Linked DNA regions of Homo sapiens: region 1 is linked to region 2. The links are chromatin contacts, found by Hi-C or POLR2A ChIA-PET in ENCODE. All regions are on one chromosome and are shown on one strand. The core of a region is the stretch at or near the end of the contact, and the rest is flanking DNA. Distances in the headings are between cores, read along the strand shown. Region 1 overlaps TEAD1 (TEA domain transcription factor 1). Region 2 has its middle 75 kb from the start of TEAD1.

Region 1 (3,060 bases), core at 422-2,921, 93 kb before region 2:
GGAAGACTGGCGTGAAACACTGCAAAAGGAAAAAAAAAAAAAGAGGACCCTGTATATAAGGAAGTAAACTGCAAGTAAAAGCAAGAGACAGGCCAGAGCTTGGCAGGCTGGCGAGTGTGTTAGTTTGTTCTCTCGTCTCTCTCCCCTCTCTCTCTTTTTTCTCTCCTTTCTCTCAAGTGAAGAACAAACAAAGAGTCGATACTTCAACTATACATATGGAATCCAGAGCTTTCTGCCTAGTGTCGGCTTGCATGTCCCCTAGTTTTAGGATTCACTGGAACACTAAAGCCCCTTGAAACATTTGCCATGTGTTTGCTGGGGCACTTCCCCGGACTCAGCCTGCCGCCTTTCCTGGCTGAGTTGTGCCGGGCCGCACAGCAGAGCAGGGTGTGCCAACGCAGCCTGACATTCAGATCAAGACCACAAATTATAAACAGTTTCAGTAAATTGACTCAAGTGCCTTTGTTCCTCAGACATACATCTTCCTACCGCTTACAAAGGCAGGCAGCAGAACCTAACCACCAACGCGGCTATAGCCAGGACTGGGAAAGGAAGTTATTGAAGCCTGGATTTCCTGCCTTTGCTTGTAGCCAAGAACTATGAGGCTTGTAGTGGTTTCAGGAACTGACTCATCTCATGATTCATGGATAAGATACTGCTTTTAATATGTTTCTGACCCTAAGATTCAGGAAAATCAAAACCAGTCTGAACCTATGCTTCACTCTTATTTGCAAATGAATATTCACAGCAAAATAAACAGGAGGACAACGGTTACCGAAACAATGAAAACATCATGCCAGTGGCAGGAAAAGTGGAATGCAGGCATCACATGGGAAGCCGTCATCAAAGCTTAATCCATGGGCTGCGACTTAACAGCGTTTCAACTTCCCAAAAGTGGATAACAGGTGGGATAAGGTTTATTTTTAGATGTCATTCCCCTAGATGTAAAAATAGATTTAGCACAGCAATATTTTAATTCAGGCCCATCTGGGGTTGTGACTCTAAATATCCAGGATGTACAGAAGCATGTAGCTTAAGATTTAACTGTTCCAGTTGCAAACCAGAGTTCAGAGTGAGCAGACCAATGATTAATGGGTAATAAAGGACTCGCATTGGAACTCATTCTCTTAAATCATCCTCTGCTAGAAGGCTGAAATTCTGTATTTCCACCCATGTGCTGACTGGCCTTCTCTGTCCTTTACTGTGCGCATGCACACACGCACACACACATGTGCACACAGCCCAGGACTTAAAAGCGAAGTTCTTTAAAAGTACTAAGCACCAGGGGCTCGCACCTCTGGCTGCTTTCCATGATGTTCCCTGTGGATTTATTCATCACAAAGAGGTCCCCACTAGAAAAAACTTTTAAAGCCTCCCTCATTCATGGATTGTTGGGTTCTCCCCACTATCCCCACACAAGACATTAAGCACAGGACCAGTAGGGGTGGTTTTCAAAAGCCTTTATGGGTTTCAACACAGCCCAGTTGCACAGAAGGAAAAGGGGGAAAAGAACACAAAAAACACAGGCTGTTCTGTGGGGTGGGGGTGGAGGAAGCAGTAAGAACAGTTGACCAGGCAAGGCCAAAGTGCAGGGGCCGGCTGGCAGGCGCTGCATGGCTGGGCTCCTCCAGCAGATTTACTGACATGACGTCAGTGGCTCCAGTCCAGCTTTTTCTTTGGTAGCTTTTACCACTTGCCTCCTGAAGCCTCCACTATGTTAGGGAGCCACAGGACCATAATGAAAATTCCCTTTGTGAAACTGAGTTTACCGCGGGGCACAGAAGCCTGCCTTGTGAATTACGGGGCTCTTCCCCCTACTCTCAGTGCCCACGGAGGAAAGCGGGGGCGGGGGGGAAATAAACCCCTACAATACTGTACTTTCCTTTAATACAGAGGAACCATTACATTAAGCTTGCGGCTTTAAAAAGAAAAAAAAGCCGGGGTGGTGGGTGAGGGGCATTAAATGTGTATCCAAAATTTCCCAGGCCAGGATGCTGGTTAACTTCTCAGTGGTGTGGAGAATGATGATAATTTCAGGACTATTCACTTGTGCCGTCATGAGACTGTGTTGGCTGCACTGTGAACGCATACAGCTTTGTTTCACCAACAAAACAAAAAAGTATTACTGAAGCTAAAACTGTAGGTCTGAATGGAAACTCTGAAGAAAGCATTAGAGCGTGTCTTTAAAATGAGCCCTGCTTTGCTGGGGGGACTGGGGGGTGGTTGGCCTAAGTGCATAGTCTATGATGCACCAACATGGGCATAAAACAATTTCCAAGAAGCAAAGACAGAAATTATAATACTAAAAATAAGTTTAATAGCAGACTTGTTAAATAAAAAACACTCATCTTAGACTTGCAGGCCTACTACTATAGGCCCGCAGCACTAAAACAATAGCTATGTTACAACTAGGGATCCAATGCATAAATCTATCTAAAACTACAAATCTTTAACTTATTTAAGCTTATAAAAATAATAGACTAGTGATAAATTCTTTAAATGACTAGGACATTAAATACATTCTATTTTAAACACTTTGGAGAAGAAGTACAAAGCTTAATTCAATCAATATTTATTGAAACAGATGAGTACAAACGTACCCAACAATACCATCGAAATACAGCTTGCAGCCTGAATGGCTCACGGTGGTAATAAGATAAGGAATCTCTCATGTCCTGGTTATGTATACAAGGAATAGAACAAACTATCAGGCAGACATGATGAAGGCAATGACTAAAGACTTCTGTGAAGCCTACATTAACATGAGCTTTGGCCTTCAGGAGGCAAGTCAAACCACAAACCATCCATGGTAATTCTTCAGTTTGGTCTTTTTCTTAAGGGAGGAAAGGACAAGATGACAAGCACAAGCATGAAAGTGGCAAATGAGAGCCAAAGAGGCCAGGCATGAGCAAGTGTGCAAGGAAAGCTTTTACCACGATTAGAGTTGACATGGCAGGCAGGATCCATTTCCAAAGGTGAGCAGATTATTCAACTGAAGGAGTGGGAGGAGAAAAAAAGCAGAGAACCTAGCACACACATCATAGCCTAGAAACTCCATTT
Region 2 (2,913 bases), core at 34-2,533:
CATACAACAAGAAACTTAGAATATAATCATTTGAATAACTTTCAAGTTTGCAAGTAAAAATCTGTTATAAAGGCAATATTATTATTATTACTATTGCTCATTTGAAAATGAGAGTATAGTGGAAATAGAAGAGGGCTTCAGCATACTCTTTGAAGTCAGAAAGATCTGAACAACTAGTAGATTAAAAACCTCGGGTAAGCTACTTTTTATGCCTCAGTTCTTAATCTATAAACTGTACATAGCAAACACTTTGTTCATGTAATTATGGCAAGGATTGAATGAGATAATTTTTGGCAGCATGGCATATGGAAAATAACTGATGAATGGTAACAGACATTATTAAAAAACAAAGGCTCAGGGAAATAGAGACATGTCCAAGTTCTCATAACTAGGGAGGGTCCAGAACAGTCTTGGATCCACCCATGACTTCTGATTCTTGTTCTTTCCACTACACAGTTTTTTTTTTTTTTTTTTTTTTTTTTTTTTTTTAAGATAGGGTCTTACACTGTTGTCCAGGCTGGATGAAGTACAGTGGTGTGATCACGGCTCACTGCAGCCTTAAACTCCTGGGCTCAAGTCATCCTCCTGCGTCAGCCTCCTAAGGTGCTGGGATTACAAGCATGACCCACGGCACCTGGCTCCACTGCATAGCATCTGAATGTAAATTGGGCAGTCAGGGAAGACCCAGACTAGTCTCTCAGCCAGTGAAGGGAGAGTATGGAGATAATTTGTTTCCAGCTCTTTTTACTTAACTGTTGGACAATTTCCCTTTCTCAAACATCCTCCAAATACTGGTGTATTTAGAATGAGACCCTCGCAGGTGCTGACCTAACACCACTTCAAGGTTTTCTACCATAACTAAGACCTCAACGAGTTGTTCGATTTCCCAGAGCTCTCGGCCCAGGCTCCCCCTGGCGGCCGCTGCGGAGAAGCACCCAGTACCAACTGGGCCAGGGAGCCTCCGCGCTCGTGGAGCAGAAGGGTCAAGAGCAGATGGTGGCCGCCATTTGTATTTACTAAGCCCAAGCAGGGCAAACACTTCACAGGAGGCACCCAGCTTGTGACGCAATCCTTCCCCAGGTGGAGGACACACTCACATTCTGCTCTGGGGATTCCAGTACCAAGAGGACAAACAGTGGTAGGGGACAGAGCTTAGGTCCTCTGGGAGGAAAGTGGCTGAGGAATTGGGTGGAGGAGGCCGAAGCCTTTTATGGCCTCTCTAATTCTTAAGTAGTTGGCTCACATCCCTCAGGGCTGGCGTTATAATGGTACCTGCGGTGCTTAGCCAGCTTGGCCTAGGGAACTTTCTCGTCCAATCTGGACTGGGCCCTGAGCTCTGTGCAGCCTGTGTCTATTCTTGGTCACACACTTGAATACTCCAGTTTTTGACTACCCAGTTTCTAATACATTTCAATGGAAGCCTGTGCTGTTTAATCCCCAGGATGCCCCTGTAAGCTAGATTCTTTTATTATCCTCATCTTGGAGATGAGGAGACTGCAATACGGAGATCCTGTGTCTCCTGCTGAGGATCACTCAGCCATGCAATAGAAAAGTTGGCATTGAAGCCTAGATCTGAGAGCTTCAAGGGCTGTTTGCCTTCCACCAGGCTATCCTGCACTGAACACAGTAATTATTTGTTACCTATAGACATGACCAATCATAGAACTGAAGAAAAAACCTGGAGTCAAAGCAGAAGGGAGAAACCTAATTATTCACAATTCTACTTGTGTCTTCCTTCCTTCCTTCCTATCCCTCTCCCTCCCTATGGTTTGTTCTACAAGCTTTCCTTTTATCAAAGAATCACTGCCAAGCCGCAGCTTCCTGTGTTTTGTCTTATTACTCAGAGAAGAAAGTAGTGTCTGCTGGCTTGATCTGTAACTCGGGCCGTAATTACTTCTGAACTGTTAGGGTTCAGAGGGCTGGCTAAAGATCTCCAAGAAATATCAGAACCTTCTGATTCTGTCATCTCTTGGGTGGAACTTAGAGACAAGTAACGTTATTGGAGCACTATTAAGTATCATATTCTGATTTATAGATAGATATTCTAAGGGGTATGTGTCTGTGTGTATACACACACACACTGTGTACACTTTGGGTCTGGGCTCTTTTGCTCAGCATAACACTTCTGAGATTTATCCATACTGTTGCATACATCAGGGGTTTGTTTCTTTTTATTGCCGAGTAGTACTCTGTTGTATTGATATACAACAATTTATTCACCATTCCCCCTGATAGACATTTGTGTGGCTTCCAATTTTGAGCGATTATGAAAAATGCTATGAACATTTGTGTACAACTCTTTGTTTAGACATATACTTTTGTTTTTCTCTCAAATGTTTTATTTCCTGTGAATGAAATTTCTGGGTTGTATGCAAAGCATGTGTTTAACTTTTTAAGAAATTGCCAAACTGTTTTTCCAAGTGGTACTATTTTATATTCCCACTAACACTGTTGGAGTTTCGGTTGTTCTACATCCTCATTAACACTATTATCAGTGTTTCAAATTTTAACCATTACACATAAGTTTTAGTTCATGTTGTCTCATAATTTTAATTTACATTTCCCTGAAGATTGATTATGTTGAAGATATTGTTACGTATTTATTAGCTGCCCATAATCCTCTTTTGTGAAATGGATGTTTAAATATTTTGCCCATTTAAAAAAAATCGGGCCTCTTATCTGTTTCTGAATGAGTTATAGGAGTTCTTATATTCTCGATATAAATTCCTTGTCAGGGCTGGGCGCAGTGGCTTACGCCTGTAATCCCAGCACTTTGGGATGTCGAGGTGGGTGGATTACTTGAGGTCAGGAGTTTGAAACCAGCCTGGCCAACATGGTGAAACCCCGTTTTTACCAAAAGTACAAAATTTAGCCAGACATGGTGACAGACACCTGCAATCCCAGCTACTTGGG

The links. Hi-C counts contacts between places; a loop is a spot of excess contacts on that map. ChIA-PET counts read pairs that join two places held with the same protein, here RNA polymerase II (POLR2A). Pooled maps may share reads with other maps.
Region 1: a loop to region 2 is called in a pooled map, with 2.2 times the contacts of the local background. The contact joins two enhancer-like sites. A Hi-C loop is called at or near these places in 1 of 168 maps with a recorded cell type or tissue (mesothelial cell of epicardium) and 1 of 50 pooled maps. POLR2A ChIA-PET finds 5 or more read pairs at or near these places in 3 of 52 experiments (BJ and WTC11).

Annotation. Positions count from the first base shown.
Region 1 is chr11:12,691,387-12,694,446 of GRCh38, reverse strand. The region is part of intron 2 of TEAD1 (TEA domain transcription factor 1); the gene reads right to left. Among named protein-coding and RNA genes, the nearest start is that of TEAD1, 18 kb to the right of the region's middle. RefSeq lists an enhancer at 1-1,039. Within about 2 kb of position 1,671, at least 31 of the 41 ENCODE cell types and tissues checked have a DNase peak (open chromatin) inside an H3K27ac peak, as active enhancers do.
Region 2 is chr11:12,597,686-12,600,598 of GRCh38, reverse strand. No RefSeq gene overlaps it. Among named protein-coding and RNA genes, the nearest start is that of TEAD1, 75 kb to the left of the region's middle. RefSeq lists an enhancer at 783-1,077. Within about 2 kb of position 1,283, at least 2 of the 41 ENCODE cell types and tissues checked have a DNase peak (open chromatin) inside an H3K27ac peak, as active enhancers do.